Linked DNA regions of Homo sapiens: region 1 is linked to region 2. The links are chromatin loops, found by intact Hi-C in ENCODE. Cell type or tissue: endothelial cell of umbilical vein. All regions are shown on one strand. Links, peaks and the distances in the headings refer to the core of each region. The heading gives the core; the rest is flanking DNA.

Evidence for each region. A loop is a pair of places that touch in the nucleus more often than their neighbours do. Peaks named below come from ENCODE experiments on the same cell type or tissue, not always from the same donor. Only the 100,000 strongest peaks of a DNase experiment are listed, where the experiment ranks them.
Region 1: a loop joins it to region 2, with 11 times the contacts of the local background. A loop is called at or near these places in 4 of 110 quality-filtered maps.

Annotation. Positions count from the first base shown.
Region 1 is chr18:55,400,923-55,403,422 of GRCh38, reverse strand. All of the region lies in intron 6 of TCF4 (transcription factor 4), which reads left to right. Among named protein-coding and RNA genes, the nearest start is that of TCF4-AS1, 50 kb to the left of the region's middle. In endothelial cell of umbilical vein, for the core only: no CTCF peak of the experiment used is centred there; DNase peaks (open chromatin) are centred at 442, 1,462 and 2,332; H3K4me3 peaks cover 1,335 bases; H3K27ac peaks cover 2,500 bases.
Region 2 is chr18:55,107,935-55,114,374 of GRCh38, reverse strand. LINC01929 (long intergenic non-protein coding RNA 1929) reads left to right here. Exons shown (of 3, transcript NR_110743.1): 3 at 5,722-6,440. Among named protein-coding and RNA genes, the nearest start is that of LINC01929, 13 kb to the left of the region's middle. In endothelial cell of umbilical vein, for the core only: no CTCF peak of the experiment used is centred there; a DNase peak (open chromatin) is centred at 3,744; H3K27ac peaks cover 1,627 bases.

The DNA.
Region 1 (2,500 bases), core at 1-2,500, 290 kb before region 2:
AGAGGATTAACCTGGTAAATCAGTTTGTTTTCTAAATTAGATGATGCATTTTAAACTGTGACACCAAAGATGCACCGGCAAGTCAGATGATGGCTCTCTCTTTAAGTAATGAAATAACACAGAGCTTAGAACTAATAAACACCTCATCTTTAGATCGCTGCTGTATCAGAACTACATTCATGGGCTTGTTTTTATTTTTTAATCCATCAGCCGGTACCAGTGGCACTGTTTGCAAACCAGCAATGTCGGTGAAAGTGGTTCTATTAAAAGAGTTTATTTGCAATTAAGAACTTAAGAATTTCTTACGCAGGAAATACTTCGCGGAGTCATGTGTCAGACCCTGGGTTTCGGGTGGCTATTGCCCTAAATTATAGTTTTCATAGGGGCTGTATGATGTTGTGTGAAAACAGGGTTGTATTGAGGGATAAAAATGTCTGTGAAAATATGATTTGTTGTCCCTTTTTGTTTCTGAATTGTTTTTGGCTGGAAGTCAAGGCCAGCAGGCTAACAGCAAAGCCGTCTCAAGGGAAGCATGCGTGAGCTAGAAAAATAAGAGTACTTTAATTAAATAATAAAATGCCAGTGTAATACAAAGGTATAGCATGTGTGTGTTTGTGTCTCTGGGCACTTTGCATTTGTATACTTTAAACTCTCCAGAGAGAGCCTATTTCTAAAAATACTGTCAATAGCTAAAAGTATAAGCTTTGTTTCAAGACAACTGAGTTTTTATAGATGCTTTCTTTTTCAGTTCAGTATCAGTATTAATCATGTATTTAAAATCTTTTTTAAAAATTTATACTTCCTTTTTATAAGTGCATTGGTTTCTTACTTTGGAAAACTCTTGATGGAATTTAATAATCCTCTTTAATATTCAGAGCTCTCTACTGTTTTTATTATTCACGCAAACAAAATGTACTTTTTTTTTTTCAAATGCTGGAAAGGGGATGCTTACTCTCTTGAACTCTCTCACCCTCTGATGTTCTTGATGGGGGAAAAAAATCTATTTTAATTTTATTTTAAACAGCCCATTTAATATACCCCTGAAAAATGTAAGCAAAGTTTTGTTTTTGTAATTAAATCGAGCCTATGAGGAAAGTTTCCTTTACGTACCAGACATAGGAAGGTACGACTTCTGGTGGGTTGGTGTGTTTGTTTTTTCCCTGTATATATTTGCATTTTTAAAGTTTACTCCCTTGGCCCAGCCACCAATTCAGTCATATTCGGCATCTGAAAGATTTGTTGCATTGAGGTGAACAGTGCTTGGTTAAGAGCTCCTGCCGGAGTGCAGTTCATGGCAGTTTGTTTGGAAAGAATTCTGCAGGAAAGAAATTTACAGCCATTCCAGCGCAACGGAAACATCTTTGGAATGTGAGTGCAAATGTTCGGGCTAGATAGCCTGGGCGACAAGCCTCTGAGTGCTGTGTCTCTGGTGTAAAGCTCTCAGTTCCTGCAGAAGACCGTGTTCCTGTGGGTCTGGTTTCTGAGGGTCAAGGCGGAGGTCATTAGAGTTTTGGGGAGAAGAAAGTTGACAACATCCTTCCTTTCTGCAGATGGTCATGGCAGAGGTCTCTGTTTTCGCTGGGCCCCTTTTTCTGGTCATTGAGAGAATAGGCTTCCTCACCCCTGTATCCTTTCTTACTAATAGGAATTGGCGTGATTCCTCACAGACACAAAGATTTCCTCTGCTGAGTAAGCGTGAGGCCCCTTAACTTGTGAAAGCATCATCCAGACCGTGTGAGTCTGTCTGTGTATGTGCAGAACACAGACCCTCCTTTCTCCGTTTGTGGGGAATACTTCCCTCGGGTGAAACTGAAGTTAATTTTTTTTTTTTTCCAAACACAAGGTGAGAAGTGGAAAGGGGCAGAGGGTGGAAGAGAGGTGGATGGATTGGCATGTGATGGCTGAATTTCTGGGCCTTGGGAGGTTCGTTTTGAGGCATTAATGTCCAGGAAAATTCTTTTGTATATAGCACTATGACTGCATATGCTTTTCTTAAAAAGCCTTCGTAATGTAGCCGTGGAGTGTGGAGATTCCTTCATTCTTAATTTGTGCTTCATGGTTGTGAGTCTTGCAAGAGTCTACTATCTCTGTGCTTAGCGTGGTCGCAGCAATCTCCATAAACAGTGTGATTACTTAGGGATAAATAAAAGTGAAATTTTGGAAATTTGCTGACAGAGGGAAAATAGGGACTGAAGATGAAAAATGTACAGAGTATGAATTTCTGCTTTCTGTGAAATTTGAGAATAGAACAGACCATAGTGTGTCTTCCAGTGAATCAGTTTCTCTTGTGCCGTATTGTTATTTGAATCCCTGTCTACAACATCAGCTATGCAAACCAAAGAGAAAGGCAAAATCTCAGTATCTTGGGCTTCAAGTCTAAATAGCAGATCACAGCTGAAATGATTCCCCACTGTGTGACAAGGTGAGTGACTCGTGGAGGGGAGGCTTTTGTTTTCTTCTGTTTACTACATGATTGAGATACGGAATAGGAAACCTTCAG
Region 2 (6,440 bases), core at 2,442-4,941:
ATAGAACATGGAGCAAGTGGACCAACCACTTAGTATCAACTCAATTATTCTGTCTGAAATGAACCATCTATGTTTTTCAAGCTTACAAAAGGAAAATGTTATAAACATCATTAGAGGCATTCAGATGATCCTGCCTGTTTTCTGAATGGTTAACCATAATTAAATACTGTATTAGTTATCTAATTGCATACCAAATTACCTGAAAATTTGGTGGCTTAAAACATCTAATGTTTTCAATCTCACAGCTAGAGTGGGTCAGGAATCTCGGTGGCGTAGTTCAGTTCTCTGGCTCAGGGTCTACCATGAAGTGTTGGCCAGGGCCGTGAGGACTCAACTGGGGTGAATCTACTTCCCAGCTCATTCCCACAGCTGACCTCGGGGCCCTTGGACTGGCAGTTCCTTGCCTCATGGGTCTCTTCCCAGGGCTGTTCACAACATATGAGTTGTTGTTCCCTAGAGGAACTTCCCCTAGAGGGAAGGCTCAGAGAAAGGAGGCGGGGAAGGCAGGCAAGACAGAAACCAAAGTTTCTTTGGAACCTTATCTGGAAAGTGCCATACTATCACATTTGCTATTTTCCACTTGTTAAAAACATGTCACTGGTTCCAGCCCACACTCGAGGAATGTGACTCTACAGAGGTGTGTATATTAGGAGTCTGGGGTCCTTGAGGGTCATCACAGAGGCTGCCTACCACATATACTAATTTCATTAAGGTCTTTTTAATTATTTCTTTGTGCAATGAGGGTTCAAACTCCCTGGCCTTGAGTAGCAAAGGAAGATGTCACAGCCACAGTAAAAGCATTAGGACGTGTCTTTATGAGTACTCAAGAGGAAAGAAAAAGAGAAGAAATAAAGTATGCATGTTGCAAGGTGGAAGGGATGGGGAAGAGAAAAAGAGAGACAAACGAAGAATTATGGAGGCATTTTTCTAGAATTATATGTCTTCCTTTGGAAGAAAGGAAGCAGACTGAAAGCTTCCTGAAAGAGATATGGCCAGTGGACTCCTAAAAGTCCTCTTGTTCCTGCTCATTCCTCAGTTCTCTGGGTTAGAAAGTGTCTCACGTTCTCCACTCATTCATACATGTTTGACTATTATTGATCTATTATTACCAAAGTAATTGGCTGAAATTTTATAATTTTGGCTGTCCACTTGCCAAAAAAAAGGAAAAAAAAAAAAAGATGAACAATCAGCCCCATACCAAGTACTAAAGGGGATACAATTGTATAATATATCTCCTGCCTTTGAAGATCTTATATTCCAATTAAGGAAATAAGACAAACATATGGAAACAGTTATGTTAAAATTAAAGATTTAAATAACAGTTTAAGGTAAGAGTAGAATGTTGTAAGGCAGCATGTGATTAATTACCAGACAAATTATATAGAATTCGTTACTATTGGAATCCAAGGGAGAGACTGATCATTGTGAGCAAGGTGATTGGGGAACATATTGTGAAGAAAATGATAAGGATCTGGAAAGGGAGAGTAAAGTAAGGGCATTCCAGGTGGATGGGATGGCATGAGTAAAAATAAGAAGGGAGGACAGGTGTTTTGGGGGAACAATGAGTTAACCAGTTTGGAGAGTGGGTTTTTGGAGGCGAGTAGTCTGAAATGAGGTAAATGGTAAGTCAGACAGCCATGCAGGAACAGGTTGAGTTTAATTATCTAACCTGTGCTTGGTCCCTGAGGCAGATGGCTCACCAACAAACATGCTTGAATTACCCTCTATTAGAATTTTCAAAAAGGGGTAAGTTCCAGGTTGATTCACTGAACATCTTGGGCTCCCATCCCGTGCCTGTCTTTTAATAGCAATTGGTGGCAAATGGAAACGGTACCTGTGCTTTGTCTCCATAGCAGCAACTCACAAAAGCCTTGATGGCACCCAACTGAAAGAGCCTGAATTGTTGTCACCCCCCACTGAAAGACGAGGAGGCAATACAGGGAAGGAACGTGGCTGTTTCAGGAGGCTGTGGGATTAGGGAGACAGGTATGCTGGGCACCAGGAGATCCCAACCGAAGTAGAGTTGCAAAGAGGATTCAGGGTATCAAATCATAAAGCATTCAAGTTAAGACAGCAGGAAAAGATGACACTGAGCCTGCCTTCTTCACATTCTGAGAACTTGGAACCATGGAGAAGGGTCATAGAACCTTCAGAGAAGACCTAAAGAAACCCCTAAGTAGATGTGACATCTAATTCAACACCACCCCCTCCAACTTCCTAACTTTTACGTTACTCAATCTCTCTAAATTCCATCTGCTCATCTATCAAATAGCTATAACAGTATTACTCACTATATCCATGACATTGTTTTGGAAATTCAATGAGTCCACACGTGTCAAAGATTTCAAAGTGCCTCCCAAAAAGTTCTCATAACTCTTAGGTACTGCTTTTGTTGCTGCTATTGTCAATCTGTTCTTCCTGGCATCTCCATATCTTTGATAGTCATAAAAGCACATAACCACATAAGGTGGTAAAATCATAGTTTTCTCTTAGATGTAGGTCTCTTTGAAAGGCTTGGAATGACCCAAGGAAGGCTTAACATTAGAATGTCTCTGGGTTTTAGAATGTTTCTCACTCCCTCTTTCCTACTCCCTCTCCTGTCTCTGTCTCTTCCCTCCCTTCAGTAAGCCACATAGTCAATGCCTTCTCTGTGCCAGGCACTTTGCAAAATACTTCTAGCATTTCTAGGCTCTGGATATGCAGATTTGGGCAAGGCCAGTAATTAATTTTTGGCTTCTGAAAGGTAAGTGATCATGTTCAGGTGTGGATTCAGATAAAGTAAGTTAGTAGGGTCTCTCAGTAGAGGAAAAAATGGGAGATTTCATCTTAAGAAGGAAGAGGATGAAAATGTGAACCCAACATGTGCTGTTTGGGAATAGATTCCAGTGGTGTGTCTGGAGCAGCAGGGGGGCATCTGTGGGTGTCCACAGGCAGCTGGCCAGCAGGCAGACAGCACAGGGCTCAGAACCAAGGCCTCCTGGTGCAGGGAAGGTATGCAGACAGCACCTGGGGCCCCATTTCTGTACCTGGCCTGGCTTCCCAATCCCATCAGCTGCTAAATTATGGGGAGGAGAGTACCATGAAGGCAACAGAACTCATCTTCTTTTAATTATTATTCTATGGTAGTATGGTCATGACTTGTATTTAATATCTTCTGGCTGGCAACAATGTACTGAATGCTCTGCAGACCACAGCATTAAGCATGGCTGGCCATTGGCTGTTATGCTATGGGCTGACATCTTAATTCTACAGACATGAGATGCTTGGGGAAGAAAAGGAAGGCTCCTATGGCACCAGGGCAAATAGCAAGATGGTAGCTCCTTGGTCCCAGACTTGGAGTCCTTGACCTCAGCCTCTGTCCAGAGGACCCTTCCCACAGTTGCACAGCAGGACACTGATTTATGATACTTCAAGAGGTGTTTTCAAAATGAGTGGGCACAGAAAAAGTATCTAAAAGAGTTTAAGATATTAATTTATTTCAGATATCCAGGATACTCAGGAAGACTGCAGTGAGAAGGGATCCCACAACAAATTATGACCAAAAATAGCTAAGAATATTGCATTTCCAATTTGCCAGTATGCTAGTGGCGTAGGAGGCTAAAGGCTGGTATGAGCTCAGCCCGGGCTTTTGCCTGCATTGTCGGCATCCCAAATTAGCAACAAGTGTCATCAAATATATGAACTGGGAGGAATTCCAAAGGAACCAAATCATTGCTCTCCAAATAGATGGAGAGAGGATGTAGTGAGGGGTCAGAAGTGGAGAGGACAGGCACAGGAAACGTTTGTGGTGTCATTTCTGTCCCCGGACAGGATGCCGGAAGGAGAGAGGTCAAAGCAACAGGAAGTCTAGCATCACGGTACAAAACGTTATCAAGACTGATGGGATTTTAATTGTTTCATTCTTTGGGGCAAATGCTGTGTGATCACTTAGCCATCGAATCTCTATTGTGTTATGTTTTGTAAAATTTATTTTTAATTTAAAGTCAATATAGGAAAGGTTGAACAAACAAAGGTAGAGGTGGGAGTGCAGTGGGGGAAGAGCTTGTTAAAGTAAACGATCCAAAAACTACAAAAATGCTGGAGGACTTTTGTGCAGGTCTCTCCCAAGCTGCATTTCCCACTGGACATCTGGATTATAATTCAGAGTACCAGTTTCTGGCTTTTGGCCCTACTCAGATCCTCTGAGTTTCCAGTCTTACCTAAGTAATCCTCCCTAGAGGAGTTTATGTGATAAACTCTATCCACTCCCCTGGAGGTGTATGTATCAGAAAGTCCTTTGAGTAGGCCACAGAGAGAGAATATAAACTCCTGCACCTCCTGGGCTGCCTGAAGTTCCCCTCAATCACACAATTCCTGCTGCTTTGGCTGTTGGTTAGCATGACAAAAGCAACTCTTCAACTTAGGCTACTCTCTTCTAAAGGCTAAGGGACAATTGATAGCATCATCCCCTCAAATCTAGGAAGAAACTATGAAATGACATACCTCTTTAGAAAATGATTTGCCCATAGAAGATCTCAGTCTATATCCACGAGAGAGAAAGAGCTTAAGTGTCATTCAGATTTACATCTCTCCAAGTATGAGGGGTTGGGGGTTGGATAGTATAGCTCACAAACATGCCCTTGGAGTAAGGAAAGCTCTCAGCATTTGAAAGTGTTCTCCAGGCTGATGCAGTGTTGTGTTCCAGGTTCCTCTGAGTAGCTCCTAAACTCAATCTGAGTTCTTTGTAGCAACCTGCGTGGTGCCCAGGAGCTGCCCATTTGCCATTGGCCTGACTAGTTGGATTTTAGTTGCTGGACTCTAGTCCAGGGAACCTACTCTGAGCCACCCTCCATCTGAACTTCACTGTATTCATATTCTCCCATGATTTCAGGGCTATACTAAGACTGGGATAAAAACTGCTGAGTGCTGGCATGACACAAGATGGAAAATATGGGCTATCTCACATGGCTAGAATCCCCATACCCTCCCATAGGAAAACAGGTCTAGCCATTCAGCCCCAGAAGTATATCTTGGCCATTTTCTGAGAATAAGAAATATAAGGCTATTTAAACTGTATTTAGAATATCCCCAATCTTCAGATTAGATTGATGACAAAGATTTCAGAAAGAAATATCATTTGTTCATTCACTTATTAATTCAAAAAATACCTATTAGATACCTACCATGGGCAAGGCACTCTGCTGGATGCTGGGAAGATATGAGTTAAGAGGACAGACATTTGTCAGCTCCCATGGATAACACAGAATAAAGCAATAGAGCCATTCTTAATTGTGATATGCGCTGAGAAGATAACCAGCAAGGGACTGAGATGGACGGGATCTTTTAGCTGGGTGCTAAAGGCTTACTTGAAGAGTTGACATTATCCTGAAAAGAAGAGGGGTTTCTTTTTGAGAAAAAAAGGAGAGGAAAGGGAGAGACCATCAGTAGAGAGAGCAAAGAACATGTGCACAGCCTTGAGGTGAGGAAAAGCTTGTGTGCTCCAGGGGTGGAATGAGAGGAGCCCAGTGGGGCTAGAGGATTGTGACCCAGGGAAAGAGGAGTCAAGATTGGAAAGAGTCAAGGGCAAGATCAAGGATGGCCCTAAAAGCCAGAATGGGAAATTGTTTTACTCTGAATGTGGCAGGAAGCTAAAGAGTTGTGATTAGGGCTCATTAAATGAATGAAGGCGAGTGACATGATACAATTAATATTTTTTCATTTGTGCTTCTTCATTGAGAATAGATTGGAGAAGTGAGAAGAGGAGCAGAGAGACCAGCTGGGAGCTGCTGTAGTAACCCAGGTGAGGGAGATGGTGGTCTGGACCAGTGCTTCGCATGGAGGTGGACAGAAGTGATATAACTGATTTAAGTCAACCAGCTGCTTGATCCAAATAATGCCAAATGAGTTTATTGCCATCTCTTCATATTTTACAACCAGATCACTTCTGCATAAAACCACATGGAAGAATAAGAAGGGAAAAACAATCAAGCAATAAACTGTTCATCTGAAAATAGTTAAATTCTCCAACAGTTGATTTTAAAATATTTTCCTAAAATCTATTAAGATTTGTTCAAAGTAATTCTTCTATGGAGGCACATCTCTGGACTGAAACAACCAGCCTTTGCCTTTGGTGTGGTCCTGTTTCAGTCAAAATGGCTAACAGGCTATGAAGAAAATCAAATTCCAAGTTACTCAAATGTGGAGAAAATCTGGAGGTCTGGTATGGGCATCTTTTCAAAATGTTTTAATTACACATTGATTTACAAATGACATTGTCTAGTATGGTAGTTTTAAAAAAATCATCATTTTTAAACATCTGCCAAATTTTAAATGGTAGTTTTTCATGAAAGTACAAAGAAAACTTCATCCACGATCACGAAATTTTCCAACTCATATATCCTGATCAAAACAAAGACTTTCTATGGACAATTGTTGAACCACGCCTGACCTTGGACCCTGTG